2 separate regions of the Mus musculus genome follow, and region 2 is linked to region 1. Evidence: chromatin contacts called from ENCODE Hi-C or POLR2A ChIA-PET data. All regions are on one chromosome and are shown on one strand. Each heading gives the region's core, a stretch centred on a gene start or an enhancer-like site at or near the end of the contact. The rest is flanking DNA. Distances are from core to core; before and after follow the strand shown. Region 1 holds the start of Rabep2 (rabaptin, RAB GTPase binding effector protein 2). Region 2 overlaps Gm46001 (a long non-coding RNA gene).

What was found. Hi-C counts contacts between places; a loop is a spot of excess contacts on that map. ChIA-PET counts read pairs that join two places held with the same protein, here RNA polymerase II (POLR2A).
Region 2: POLR2A ChIA-PET joins it to region 1 with 13 read pairs in embryonic stem cell. The contact joins the enhancer-like site here to the promoter of Rabep2 in region 1. A Hi-C loop is called at or near these places in 8 of 37 maps with a recorded cell type or tissue (adrenal gland, gastrocnemius, heart and 2 more). POLR2A ChIA-PET finds 5 or more read pairs at or near these places in 3 of 5 experiments (Patski and embryonic stem cell).

The regions. Positions count from the first base shown.
Region 1 is chr7:126,425,676-126,433,371 of GRCm38, forward strand. Rabep2 (rabaptin, RAB GTPase binding effector protein 2) reads left to right here and starts at 3,092. Exons shown (of 13, transcript NM_030566.2): 1 at 3,092-3,481; 2 at 3,901-4,110. The coding sequence starts at 3,457.
Region 2 is chr7:126,478,550-126,486,245 of GRCm38, forward strand. It overlaps Gm46001 (a long non-coding RNA gene), which reads right to left. Exons shown (of 3, transcript XR_001778288.1): 2 at 7,611-7,696; 3 at 5,791-5,973. Among named protein-coding and RNA genes, the nearest start is that of Gm46001, 4.1 kb to the right of the region's middle. Within about 2 kb of position 4,067, at least 1 of the 3 ENCODE cell types and tissues checked has a DNase peak (open chromatin) inside an H3K27ac peak, as active enhancers do; it is heart, where a contact is called at or near this core.

The DNA of each region.
Region 1 (7,696 bases), core at 1,842-4,341:
TATGTTACTCAGGCTGGCCTCAAACTCCCTATGCAGTTCATGATGCCCTTAGAATCTTGATTCTCCTGCCACCATCTTCCAAGTCCTAGACTTACAGACCTGAGCTACTAAGCATCTGGGTTTGGGAGGGGGGTTGTTTTTGAGGCAGGGTCTTGCTATGTAACTAAGGCTAGACCAGAATTTCCACTTCTTCTGCTTCAGCCTTCCCAGTGGGATCTTACATTCCTACACCACTGCAACTGCTGACATATTTCCTTTAAAAGGAAACTAATGGTTTTATTTTTTTGAGACAGTGACTTACTTAGCTCTGACTGGCCTGGAATACTTGTAATGTAGATCAGGCTTGTAAAAGTAACTTTCATCTCCTCAGATGAAGGGATGAGATGAGAGTCATATCCAAGCTGTGCCTATATATACTCCTTGGGCTGAGCCAGAGTGTTTCTTTCTCTGTTCTAAGTATCCCTGGGCCTGGGCTTGGAGCCTTTGAACAGTCTGACTGATTCAGTCTGGCTTCTCTTGGCTTCTGACATAATTGCTTGGAAAAACTGTCTCTGAATTCCACAAACTGAACTTCACTGACCACACAAACTGAATGGAACTGCACAAACTCAACTACATTCAACTGAACTGCACCAACTGCACTAAATTCAACTCAACTGAATTCAACTGCATTGCCTGAACTCTACTGCACGCATAGAACCAATTCAACTCTGCTCTCTTCCCTGGGCTGTTCTGGTGAGAGTTAGGCATATCATATCTCTGACTCATTCTGTCAAATCTTTCTCTGATTCACCACTTACCTCTCAATTAGATGTCACTTCCAAACATGGCTGCTCCCTTCTTCAAACTTTCTCTGCATTGTTAGGGATTAAAGGTGTATACTAAGGGTATATCTGTATTCCAGCCTGAGGGATTAAAGGTGTGTCATTCCAGTCAGATCACACAGACCTAGGTGTAGCATGATTTATGTGCCTGACCCTTTAAAGGACTCTCTGCCCTTCAGTGTCAGTTGCCTCTTAGAATTCTGGGAACAAGAGAGGTCATAGAAATCCAGCAGGGCTGAGAGCTTGGAGTAGGGTTCAGGAATAGGATTCAGAGATAGTAGAGAGAAGCTTCCAGTAGGCAGACAAATAGGGTCAGAGAGCTAAGTGAGAAGATAGCTGGTGACAGCTGAGACAGGAGAAGCAGAGCTGAACAGAGAAGATATTGTTGTTGTTTTTGTTTTTTGTTTTGTTTTTTTTCCGAGACAGGGTTTCTCTGTATAGCTCTGGCTGTCCTGGAACTCACTCTGTAGACCAGGCTGGCCTCGAACTCAGAAATCCGCCTGCCTCTGCCTCCCGAGTGCTGGGATTAAAGGCATGCGCCACCATGCCCGGCTGAGAAGATATTGTAAGGAGCCAGGAGAAGAGTGTATGAAGAAACCACTAAAAGTCGCTGAATATACAGAAAAAAAAATAGAATAAAACTTACACCTAGATCTTTGGATGTGATTCCTTGCCAGAGCAGCCAGGTTGCTGGATTAAAATTCCTCTACAAGGCTAGCCTGTAACCAAGAGGAAATCTGCTTTGCTGTGGGTGCTGAAGCTGTAAACGATGTCATCGGGCTCCCACAGCAAATACTTTTACCCACAATGTAGTCCCTCAATGGCATCCCGCAAAAGATGTCAAAGCGGCAGTCAACCCCAGCCACAATAAAATGCCCTCGCAGAAGCTATCAAAAATGCCAGCTCCTGTCAAAATGGTGGCAGGGAGGAGGCCTTCTCAGCCTGCAGCCATCACAGGAGCTGTCCACTCGGATGCATTTCCTTACCCCCGCCCCCACCTCAGCAGGAGCTGTCCACGGTGGTAACGCCTTTCCTGCCTCGGCCTACACTCTTGGTGAATTACTACAGCAGGAGCTCTCCAGCCTCGCCAGCGGCCCTACAGAGGTGGTGCCTCAGTAAAAGCCGGCTGTGGCCAGGAAGGACTTCCTACCTTAACCCATAGCCTAGATGCAGGAAAAAAGGAAGGCGGGGGGGGGGGGGGGGGGAGTCAACAATCCTTAAGCAGGGAAACCCACCAATCTCTGGGCTTCCCGCAAAACCCCACCAATCCCTGAGCTCCCCAAAGTCAGGACTTGAAATCCCACCAATCCTTAATCTGGAACTCTCTGCCCTGAAAAGCTCCACCCCTAAGAAATCCTATCTAAGCTCTGCCCTCTATTTAATTCCGTGCTGTCTGCTCCTGGGAACAGAGGGCAGCCACCCCTGGATTTGTTCTTCACACCCAGGACCCTCCAATAAATCTCTTTCATGAGATTTTTCAAGGCAGGATCATATCAGCATCCAAGCAGACATTATGCAGAAGGAGCTGAGAGTTCAACATTTTGTTCTGAAGACAGAAGACTGGCTCCCAGGCAGCCGGGGGTGGGGGTCGGGAGGGAGTCTTAAAACCCACACCCACAGTGACATACTTTCTCCAAGAAGGCCATACCCACTCCAACAAAACCACACCTCCAAATAGTGCCACTCCCTGGGCCAAGCATTTTCAAACCACCACAGGCTGTCTGGGGATAATCTGTAGTGGGCTCCCTCTAACACTAAAAGCCCACCAGTAGGCACATAGGAGGAGGAGATAAGGGTTATCTTGCTAGTTCAGGCGTGATGGGTACTACGATTGGGTGTTAGTGCTGGAGAAATGAGGAAGGCATCCTGGTATAAGTACACTGGTGTGCATTCCAAGGAGACCACAAAGAATCAAGGACTTCCAGGTTCAAAGTCTTTTATAGAAAACCGGTTTGGAGGCAGGGGGACCCAGGCTCTGTACTTGTTTGAATTGCTGTGACTCTCCAAAGCGAGAGGTCATACATAATGAGAGATTGACCCAGACCCAGGCTGAAAGATTTACAGCCCTGGGAGTGGAGAAAGAGATTTGCAGGAAGCCATATGAAAATGGGATTGGAGACACGTAGATTTCGCACCTCTGCCACTGACTGCGCCAAGCTTCAGAACGCCAACCCAGCCCTGGCCCGCGGGGCGGAGATGCTGGGCGGGCCGGGCACACTTCGCAGTAACGCGAGTCGGGTTACGGCGGAAGGGCGGCCGGGCGGAGGGAAGGAGGAGGCCGCGCGCAGCGTCCTCTAGGACTAAGACCAGGCGTTCCAGGAGGTGGCCTCGAGTGGAGCCTCAGCAGATCCTCAGCACCAGAGAAGACTACCGCAGACCCGAAGCCCTCGGAGCTTCCAGGGAGCGCGGGAGCGCGGGGGCGGTCCCACGAGGCTGCAAGAAAGGCGGGATCCAGGCCGCGCGTCCACTCGAGTGCAGTCGGCGTCTCTTGACCATCCCGCCCTCCCACCCCCCGCGGCCCCTGCAGAGCCGATCCGGAAACAGCCGAGCGGATCCGGAAACAGCCGAGCGGACCCGGAAGCGGGAGTGCCATCACCAGTGAGTGCGGGAATCCGCCGTTTGGGCTGAGACGATGGCAGCTGCGCCAGCAACCCTAGGTGAGAATCGGGGGCACCGGCGGCCAGGAATCGGTGCGGGAGTTGCGCCGCTGCGCACGTGGGGAGCAGGGGGCTGGGGGCGGAGCCGAATGCGACTGCTGGCGGCAGCCGGCCAGCGCGGAGGCTCGGGAAGGGGGCGGGGCACAGCGCCCACCGGGGTGGGCGTGGCCTACACGGTGGGTGTGTCTGTGGGTGGGGCAGGTAAGGGGGCGAGGCGGGGCCACTGGAAGGGATTGGACGGTCGAGCCAAGTTAGTTGGGACTCCGGGAGGGGCAGGACCAGGGGAATGGGATGAGGTCCTTGTAGATGGAGAGTAGGACTGGGTTACTGGACTGCTGGGTGGCCTGAGGTGTTAGGAGATCGGCAAGCCGTGGGAATAAATCTTGGTCACTGTCCCCCCCACTCCCCGCTCCCCACAGCGCTGGATCCCCAGCCCCAAGAGAAGCAAAAGGATGCATCCGAGTCAAGTGAGCTCAGTCGGCTTCGTGCCGAACTGGCCGGTGCCCTGGCAGAAATGGAAACCATGAAGGCTGTAGCTGAGGTGAGCGAGAGCACCAAGGCGGAGGCAGTGGCTGCAGTGCAGAGACAGTGCCAAGAGGAGGTGGCCTCCCTGCAGGCCATCCTGAAAGGTGAGGCACCCGCTCCCAACACAACCCACCCGACAGCCTGTCTGCCTGCGCCCCTCTAGCAGGGAATGCAGGGCGAGGAGGGCTTCAGATGAGCTTCAGGTAGCTCAACAGAGAAAAGACTGTGTCCCAGAACCTGAGTGCCCCTTTCTATTTTGCAGAGAAACACCACAAGTGTTGTCAGCAACTCTTGTCAGTCACAGCTAAGTGTAGCAATCATCTTTACCCATGATACCCATGGGTATCATTTCTTGTTCTTGCTGACATAAGATCAGCCCAGAATACGAGCCAGAAACTTCGCATTTCTCTGAACCACCCTCATTTTCCTCTGGGCCTCGAGGCTCGAAACTCAGCCTGTTGTCTCTGAGCTTAGTCCTATGATTTCCCTTCCTTCCCAGGTATCCCTACAGCACCCTACACAAATACATGCATCTCCTTCCTTCTCCCCCTCTGTCTCATGGCCTCTGTGGATTGGGAGACACCAGCTTTCTTGGTCCCAGGTCCTCTGCCTTTTCCTGTTCTCCTCTGGGCAGAGGTTAGAGTGTCCTCAAGGATGTCAGACCTGCCCCTACTCTGTTTCCTGGCAGTAGTATTACTATGGCATGCTCTATTGGACTGCTGCTCCAGCCCCTCAGATCTCCCTCTATGGTCTGCCCTTGACCTTGGATTCCATAGTAAAGGGCCTGAAATTCCCTTCCCATCCTACCAGGCCTGGGAGTTTTATCTGTAATCCCAGCTCTGAAGGTTGGAGATTGGCATATCCCCAATAGCTTGCTGGCCAGCCAAGACAGAGCGCTCCAAAGTCAATAAGATACCTTATTGGGTCCAGGACAGCCAGGGCTATACAGAGAAACCCTGTCTCAAAAAAAAAAAAAAAAAAAAAAAAAAAAAAAAAAAGATACCTTATTGGAAAAAATAAGTTGGAGCAAGTAAGGAAGACACCTGATACTGACTCTGGCTTATGTGAGTGTGCACACACAAGAGAAAAAGGAATAGCCTAAGTTGTAACAGTGACTGCTCTCTATTGAACACTTACCATATGCCAGAGACAGAGCTAAATACTCTATAAAGTAAGCTTTTTTCCTTTTCTTTTCTTTTCTTTTGAGGCAAGGCTTAGGCAGCCTCATACTCTGTATGCAAACAACAACTTCTTCTCCTTCTTGAGTTCAGGGTCTCTCTCTCTCTCTCTCTCTCTCTCTCTCTCTCTCTGTGTGTGTGTGTGTGTGTGTATGTGTGTGTGTGTGTGTGTGTGTGTGTGTGTGTGTGTGTGTGTTGAGATGTAGGAGTGTCATACCATGACATGGTACACATGTTGGGCAGGAGGACAACTTTGCAGATTCATTTCTCTCTTCCCACCTTTCTGTGGGTTACAGAGATTGAACTCAGTCATCAGGCTTTCATGACAAGCACCGTTAACCACTGAACCATCTTGATGGCCTTAAACTCCTGAATGTCCACCTCCCAGGATTAAGGCATGTACTACCACGCTGGGTTTTATCCAATACTGGGAATCTAACCCAGGGCTCTGTGTATGCTTGGGAAACACTCTACCAACTGAACTACATCCCCAACCCTGTTTTATTTTTTGTTTGTTTGTTTTTACTGGCAGGATCTCCCCCCCCCCTTCCCTCTTGCTCTGGCCCCCTGCTCTGTAGGTTTTTTATTTGTTTCTCATTACCGATGGTTGTGAGCCACTATGCGGTTGCTGGGATTTGAACTCATGACCTCCGAAAGAGCAGTCAATGCTTTTAACCTCTGAGCCATCTCACTAGCACTACTGGCAGGATCTTACCACTGTAACTAAAGCTAGCTAGAATTCATTTTATTGTCCAGTATGGCCTTGAACTCAAAGGTAAACCACCTGCTTCAGCCTCCCAGGTACTAGGGTTTGGAGTAGGAGCTACCATCCTTGGCTGTATATAATCTTTATAACAAGGTCTTTGAGAAAGGAGTCATTAGCTGACTGTTTACAGAAAAAGCACAGAAACACAGACAGGCTAACTTTCACAGAGTGATATAGACACATAGCAGCAGATTTGAACCCAGGAAGTCTGGCAACTTCTATATCTAATGTTAGTATATGTTAAGTTAGTGGGCTGGGACCAGTGAGATAGCTCTGTGGGCAAAGCCTGATGACTTTACAACCCCAGAACCCACAAGGTGGAAGGAGAAATCCTCCTCTCATGCTGGTCTCTGACCTCTACCCTTACAGCAGAAACAGAACCAAGCCCTGAAAATTATCCTCTAACCTCCACATGTGTGACCTGGCACAAGATCACACACCTACACAAATAAAATTAAATGTGTGTGTGTGTGTGTGTGTGTGTGTGTGTGTGTGTGTGTGTGTGTGTGATTTTTGTTGTTGTTGTTGTGATGTTTTGTTTTTTCAAGACAGGGATTCTCTGTGTAGTAGACCAGGCTAGCCTGGAATTCAGAGATCTGCCTGCCTCTTCCTCCAGAGTGCTAGGAGTAAAGGCCTGCACCAACACTCTCGGGCAGAAATAAAATAACTCTAAAAGTTTCATATAGTTTGTGTATGTGTGTGTGTGTGTGTGTGTGACCCTGACAGAGGACAACTTGTGGGAGTTCCTTTTGCTGAGTGGGTCCTGGAGATGGAACTCAGATTATTGGTCTTGGCAGCAAGCACCTTTATCTACTGGACTATTTTCCTAGCCCATAAATAAATCCAAAATAAGTAAATGAGCTGGGCAAGGTGCTGCACTCCTTAGTCTCAGTACTTGGGGGATATCTGTGACTTCCAGACCAGCCTGGTCTATATAGTAAATTCCAGGCCAGCCAGGGCTACATAGTTAAACCCTTTCTAAAAAAACCAACCAAGCAAGCAAAAAATACCTCAAATATTGGCCAGGCATGCTGTTGCATATCTATAATCCCAGCACTTAGGAGTCAGAACCTGAAAGATCTCAAGTTTCAGGCCTGCTTTGAAAAAAGACAAAACAAACGAATAAGTAGCTGAGAAAATACAAAAGGTTAACGTGTACTTAACATCACTGCCATCTGCCGCTAATCTGTGGCTTAATTTCCAGACCTCTGAGTATGACGCCTTGAGAGCCATGTATGTCACCTTTTTTGCCTTTCCCTTCACCCTTTGCACACCATTATACTTGGGCTCTTCTGGTGTGCCAGCATGCCCAGACACATCAGCCCATGCTGGTCCTGTAGCTCTGTTGTCCCTTCTTCTTCTCTACCAGCACCCTGTCCTGTCCAGGCCCAGGGGACACCCCCACTCCATCCCCTGGGATCCACAGCTTAGGAATGGACCTTCTCACCCCACATCACACTCCTACTGTTGTCATGGCTGTGTTCACCAAGCTGTGAGCACCAGGTGGTAGGCCTGTCTGGTTAATCCCTGTATTTATAATCACTAATATCAAATATTGATTTTCCTTCTTTCTTTCTTTCTTTCTTTCTTCCTTTCTTTCTTCCTTCCTTCCTCCCTCCCTCCCTCCCTCCCTCCCTCCCTCCCTCCCTCCCTCCCTCCCTCCCTCCCTCTCTCTCTCTCTTTCTTTCTTTCTTTCTTCTTTCTTTCTTTCTTTCTCTCTTTCTTTTTTTTCCCCCCCAAGACAGG
Region 2 (7,696 bases), core at 2,817-5,316, 54 kb after region 1:
CAGTGCCCTTAACCATTGAGCCACCTCTCCAGCCAGCGCTTGTGTTTTTAAGACAGAAGCCTCCAGTAGCCTACATGAGCAATAGATACTGAGCTAAGCAAGATGACTCATGCTTATTATCCTCAAACTGAGGAGGCTGATGTAGAAAGAGTGAAGTGAGTTTGAAGCCAGCCTGGGCTACTTAGTAACTTTTAGGCCAGCTTGGACTATGGAGTGAGACCCTGTCTTCAGGAAGTAGAGCCAGGCATAGTGGCACACAGGTTTAGTCCCAGCATTCTGGAAGTAGAGGCAGTCAGATCTCTGTCGGTTGAAGACCAACCTGGTCTACACAGAAATGTCTGGGTCAACCAGGCATGCATAGTAAGACCCTGTCTTGAAAATAAATAAAAAGGGCTGGAAAGATGGCTCAAAAATTGAGAGCAGTTGTTTTCCTTGCAGAAGACTTGAGTTCAATTCATGGCAGATACAAGGTGGCTCATAATCAACTATAATTCCAGTTCTACATACACACACTCAGGCACACACATAGAACAAATATTAAAAGATGAATAGCACACGCCTTTAATCCCAGCACTCGGGAGGCAAAGGCAGGTGGATTTCTGAGTTCGAGCCCAGCCTGGTCTACAAAGTGAGTTCCAGGACAGCCAGGGCTATACAGAGAAACCCTGCCTCGGAAAACCAAAAAAAAAAAAAAAAAAATTAGCCACGTGTGCTGGTACACTATAAGTGTTTTTGAGACAAGGTCTCACTGTGTAGTCCTATCTGACCTAGAACTCACTGTGTAGACTGGAACTCACAAAGATCTGGCTGTCTCTGGCTTCTGAGTGCTGAGATTAGAGATATTCAACACTGTGTCTGACCTAAACAAAATTTAAAAAACCAACCAAACAAAAAACAGGCAAGCAAATGAAATTTAATTTTTTAAAGTTCCAGTTGCTGAGTGTGTCTGAGCACAAGGTTCCATAGACATCAGGGAACAACTTTGAGGGGTCAGTTCTCTCCTCCTGCCACGTGGGCCTTGAGGATTAACTTGTCAGGTTTGGTCGTTGGTCCGGCGATTGGTACCTTTACTGGCTAAGCCATCTTGTCAGCTCGACTTTAGGTATTTAGGTGTCGGTTCCTGGGTCCCTGTTTTATGGCATAGGTCTCCAATAGCATGAGTTATAATATTTGAGCCAGGTACGATGACTCATACGTGTAATCCCAGCACTTGGGAGGCTCATACAGAAAGATCAAGGTAAATTTGAGGCCAGCCTGGGCTACATAGTGACTTTTACGCCAGCTCAGACTGTATAGTGAGACCCTTTCTCTAAAATAAATAAAATGAGGGCAGGAGAGGTGGCTCAGTGGTTGAGAGTACTGGGTGTTCTTCCAGAAGAGCCGGTTCAATTCCCAGCCCCCATGTAGCAGCTCCAACTGTCTGTAAATATAGTTCCAGAGAATCTGACATCCTTTTCTGTCCTCTTGGAGCATGAAGTACACACATAGGACAGACAGACAGACAGACAGACAGGCAAAACCCATACACATAAAAATAAATAACCCAGGCAGGTATAATGCACACAGCTTTAATTCCAGCACTTAGGAGGCAGAGGAAGGTAGATTTCTGTGAGTTTGAGGTCAGCCGTGTCCGTATGAAAAGTTCATCCCAGGCTAACATCAAGACCCTTTCCCAAATAAATAATAGCTACATTGGGTAGTTCATAACTATGTGTGGCCGGGTGTGGTGGCACACGCCTTTAATCCCAGCGCTTGGGAGGCAGAGACAGGCAGATTTCTGAGTTCGAGGCCAACCTGGTCTACAAAGTAAGTTCCAGGACAGCCAGTGCTATACAGAGAAACCCTGTTTCAGGGGGAAAAAAAACAAAAAACAAAAACTATGTGTGACTTTAGTTCCATGAGAACAAAACTAGAGTCTCCACTTGACTCTTAGGGTACCTGCATATACTTGCATACTCATGTTCACTGGAGGACTATGCGTGAAAGTTCAGTTATGGCATCAACAACCCTGGTGTCTACCAACAAAGGAATGGATAAAGGAAATGTACTATGGTTGGGACAGCTGACCCCCCCAGTGCACCTAGGTTTAATCCCCAGTCCCCACACTGGGGCTCTATAACTAGAGTACCCGGAGGTCTGGCATTCTCTTCTGATCCCCAAGGCTGCTACGCACTCATGTGATCCACGAGCATACAGACTGGGAAAACTCACACTAAGACAGAAAACGTGTATGTGATGAGGGCTGGAGAGATGGCATGGGATGCTCTTCCAAAGGGCTTGGTGACTCCCAGCACCCACATGGCAGGTCACAACAGTCTAACCCTAACCCTCTGTGAGCAATGAAGTTTTTAAGCCATAAAGAGCAAAGTTGTATTGTTTTCAGGAAAATGCTGATAACTGGAAAGAAGCACTAAGTGAACTAAGTCTCAGGAGGACAAAAAGCTGGTGTCGGTCCCCTGGGTCCTAAGTTATACAAAGATACACAAGGAGAGCAGACGGCTTGAAGTGAGACAGACCTGACTGGGAAGAGCGAGGGCTGGAAATGCTCACAGTACTCTAGCTGTACGAAAATGTCCTTAGGGCTGGGTGTGATCCTCCACCTGGGAAGCAGAGGCAGACAGATCTCTGTGAGTTCAAAGAAAAAATGTGGGCTTGGTGGGCTGGAGAGATCGCTCAGTGGTTAAGAGCACTGACTGTTCTTCCAAAGGTCCTGAGTTCAAATCCCAGCAACCATTATGACAACTTGTGACCAACCCACCTTAAATGACAACAAACATCCACCATCCACCCATCTCATGAATGAGGGTATTGTTCTCCTAAAGATTGATTCCTGCTGTCAGAAAGCAATAGCATTACTGGAAGTGGGGGTGGCTAAGAAAATTTGGGCATTGTTAAAGCTAACTGTATCATTTGCTGTCTAGACTCTGTGTGATAGAAAGTGCAGGCATTAACTGAAGTCCTGGATGGAACAGTCTGTGAGGCTGGACCATCATAGCTAGGCATGTGAAATTGTTCTGGATGCAGAGTTTTGAGGGAACAGCTTCTGAGGCAGCCTGTGAGGAGGCTGGATCGCCTGGGCTACTTGTCATCAGTGTCTGGTCCTTTTCTGTTGTCCATTGTATGATGTATTTATATATATATATTAATTTTCCAAACTCTACAAAATGAAACATGTAATCTAGTGATATTTCTCTAAGGTGTCATTATCAAATATAATCTGTATTCTTAACTCAGCCTAAGTTTATCTAGCATTTCTATGGGCTGCTATTCTACCTCTTTGTCACAAGGTGGCGGTATAGACTTCAGGTTGGATTCCTCGGAAGTTTTGTTCAAAGGATCATTAGATCTCTCTGTTTTATCGACTCTAATCTAGCATTCAATTTTTCACCCCTCTCTTTATCTAGGTCTGTTTTATTCTGATCTTTCTTAAAGAGGATATATAAAATTGTGAACACTACTGACAATTATTTCTGTGCTGATAATCGAAACAAAATTATATGGGATCGAAATGCCATTACCATTGTGACCTCCATTTTAAACAGAAAATAATTTCTTCTTAATCACTAACTCTCTCCTTCCTTCAGAGACTTTAGCTTTTAAGCACACTTACAAACTATCTTTATTTATATCCCCTTTGCTCTCCTTTCTTTGGAGACTATTCACATTTACAGAACATTTTTCTTTATTTCCCTTTCTCTCTCCTCCCTTTGGAGACTTTATGCAGATTTACCGAACATTTTTTATTTATTTCTCTTTCTTCTTCCTTCGGAGACTTTATTTTTTAATATTCAAACTCAGTATTTCTTTCTATGACCGTCTCTGTTCAGTTTCTTTTCCCTTTTACTGTTTTCAAATTTAATTCATTACCCTTTCAGAAGTTTGGGACTTCAGCCTTTTAGTCTGGACTTGGAGATCAGCTTGCTGGCCCTGGTGCCCTTCTGCGGCTCAGCTAGCTCCCTGCACTGATTGCCGGCTCCGCCCCTCGGCTTGGTCTAGCGGGTTACCCTACCGGTTCCGCCTAGTGCCAGCCCTGGACATGCCTCTCCAACGGACTATATGCTTCGTGGCTGCAGGCTTTTCCTAAGGGCGCTCGCCCCGCCCCGCCCCGCCCCGCCCCGCCCCGCCCCAGCTCCAGAAAGGTGGAGCCAGCAGCTGCACCAGGATGCGGCAGACCTGAATTGGGCTGCAGTCTCTGGGAAGTTATTCTAGCTGGACCATGGCTCAATCCGCCCCTCCGCGCCAGGGGAAGTGCACTGTTCTCTATCTGGCAGCCGGCTTTGCTGCTCAGCAGGGGTTTTTAGGGGAACCACCCTCAGCCGGTAGCCTTTCTGGATTTCCCAATCCCACCTTGCGCCTACCTCAGAGACTGTCACTGGGAAGCCGTGTTGCTTCAGGAAGTACTTGTTCCCAGCCTTCCATCCACGACTTTTGCAGGCTCTCAGCTCTGATTTCTAGCTCCATCTTCAATGCACCAATTATCACCAGACTGTCTCTAGCTGCCAGCCACCCAAGTAATGACACAGAGACCATTTATTAATTATAAAAGCTTGGATTTAGCGAGCTTGTTCCCAACTAGATCGTAAATGAAATTAAATCTTAAATTAACCCGTTTACACTAATCTATGTTCTACCACGTGGCTCACTACCTCTCCTCAATACCAGTACCTGCTTCTTCCTCCACATCTGGGTAATGAAACTGACTAGCAAATCTCCCGCCCAGAGTTCTTTCTAGGAGTTCCTAGCTCTGCCCAGAAGTCTAGCCTATACTCTCCTGCTTTGCCTTAGACCTTTCAGTTCTGTATTAAGCCAGTGAGAAGGTAAAGGAGATGCTTACAAAACACCGAGAGAAAAGGAAAAATACCTTTCCACACTGCAAACGAGATTAACCCAGGTGTCTACCACAGAGCTAAATAATAAATTGTTTGGGGTGGGGGATGGAAGGCCATTCCATTTCAAGATCATCTTCCAAAAATGTTAATGGTTCTACACACACACACAAAACTTTCTGTTATTTTTTCAAAACAGGGTTTCTCTGTATAGCCCTGGTTGTCCCAGAACTTGTTCTGTAGTCCAGGCCAGCCTTGAACTCAGAGATTTGCTTGCCTCTGCTTCCCAAGTTCTGGGACTAAAAGCTTTCACCAGCCTGGCTCACAAAAACCTTTTAAAAAGTTTTAGTTTAGGGGCTGGTGAGATGGCTTAGTGGGTAAAGAGCACCCGACTGCTCTTCCAAAGGTCCTAAGTTCAAATCCCAGCAACCACATGGTGGCTCACAACCATCTGTAATGAGATCTGACTCCCTCTTCTGGGGTGTCTGAAGACAGCTACAGTGTACTTACATGTAATAAATAAATAAATAAATCTAAAAAAAAAAGGGAGAGAGAGATATCAATTGCTTTAAAAAAAAGTTTTAGTTTATTCATTTATTTACTTACATGTGTGTGTGTGTGTGTGTGTGTGCACGCGTGTGCGTGCGCGCATACAATGATGCTCATGTGAAAATCAACTGTGGAATTTGGTTCTCTCCATCCAACCACATGGGCCTCAGGAATTGAACCCAGGTCATCAGGCTTGGTGGAATCATCTTTACTCACTGAGATATCTCACCAGGCCCTCACCTTTTCATTGGCTTTCTTGAGGCAGGATTTCCTGCATCCTACATCAGTCTCAAATTCCCTATATAACAGAGGGTGGCATTGAACTTTCCACCTTCTTACCCCCTCACCCCCCAAGGCAGGCTGTCTCTGTGTAGCCCTGGCTGACCTGGAACTCACTCTGTAGACCAGGCTGGCTGCGAACTCAGAAATCCGCCTGCCTCTGCCTCCCAAGTGCTGGGATTAAAGGCGTGCACCACTACTGCCCAGCCACTTTCCACCTTCTTGTTCCTGTCTGTCGAGTGTGCTCCTGCCCGTCAGTGCTATGCCAAGTGCTGGGACTTCAGCCATCGGCTGACTAAACCAACTCAGTCAACAGGGTCTCCAGCGAAGGAGGGAGGATTAAAAAGAAAACAGACAATTAGACAACACTGTAACATGACTCCAGTCAGTTCTGAGGCTGAAGCAGGTTTATATTTTTCCCAGTCTGCTTTTATATCATTTTAATTCCATGCAGATAATAAGGTCAGTTCTAGGTTAAGGAACAAGCAAGGCAATAAACTAAATACTGTGATCAGTGTTTCAAGGGGCTTCTCAGGATGACCAAGATATCTGAGCCTACTTCCCTGTCCTAGTCCAAAGTCAAAGTCTTGCCTGAAGCCCACTTCTTTGTTCTAGCCCCCAATCAGATTCCTGCCAAGTTTCTAGAAGCAGCCCCAAAAGCTCTCCACAATTGGCCCAGCACCAAATTGCTCTAAGTCTATAGCAAAATCAATGCAAACCCAGGTCTAGAGTTCTATTTAGTATTAAAGCTGCAGATATAAGACTCAGGCAATCTGAGACACTGACAAACCAGACTCTGTTTTGTGTGTTCCTTCCTTGCATCTTTTTTAGTTGTTTGGGTTTTTGTTTTGTTTTGTTTTTCAAAAGAGGGTTTCTCTGTGTAGCCCTGGCTGTCCTGGAACTCACTCTGTAGACCAGGCTGGCCTCGAACTCAGAAATCCGCCTGCCTCTGCCTCCCAAGTGCTGGGATTAAAGGCGTGCGCCATGACTACCCAGTTTCCTTGGAATTTTTTTGAGGCAGGGTCTCATATTCTAAACTGGTCTTTGCTTTACAAGATATGGAGGATGGGCTGGAGAGATGGCTCAGAGGTTAAGAGCACTGACTGCTCTTCCAGAGGTCCTGAGTTCAATTCCAGCAACCACATGGTGGCTCATAACCATCTGTAATGGAATCCAATGCACTCTTCTGGTGTGTGTCTGAAGACAGCTACAGTGGACTCATATAAATAAAAATAGATAAATTAAAAAAAAAACCCAAGAGGTGGAGGATGACCTTGAACCTTGACCCCGAGTGCTGGGATTCCATGCTGCCCCCACGCTGGGTTTAAACCTAGTCCTGGAAGTGTCTAGCCTCTGTACAGTCTTATCTAGGCCTAGTGCCTTCAACCTCTGAGGCTTACTTACTGATGAATAAACTCACCTCTTCATAGCTCTCTCTGAAGTCTGGCTGGCTAGTTCAACTTAACAGTTCTGGCTCAGACTCCTCATCAAGCTGACTGATTCACTCTGGCTTTTCTCAGTTTCTCCTGAATTGTTCTGCTTGGCCTCAAACTAACACTCTGGCAATCTGTTCTGGACTTCTGGCTCCTTCTCACTCTCTGGCTCCTTCTGTCTTCACTGTGTCTAGCTTGGTCTCTTTCTACAACCTGCTCCCTGTAAAACTGCCTCATTTCTTCTCTCCCCCCCCTTTTTTTTTTTGGTTTTGGTTTTTGGTTTTTTTCGAGGCAGGGTTTCTCTGTGTAGCCCTGGCTGTCCTGGAACTCACTTTGTAGACCAGGGTGGCCTCGAACTCAGAAATCCTCCTGCCTCTGCCTCCCAAGTGCTAGGATTAAAAAGGCCTGTGCCACCACTGCCCAGCCTGGATTCGTTAGATAAAAAAAAAAAAAAAAAAATCACAAAGACTGAGGGGAGTCTAGCACAAGATTCCAGTAACACTCTATTGTCCTTTATCTTTACCTTTTCAGAGTTTCAATCTGTGCTCAGGCCTTAGGACTGGACTTCCTGCTGCAGTGTCTTAAGTGCTGGGGTCACAAGTGTGTACC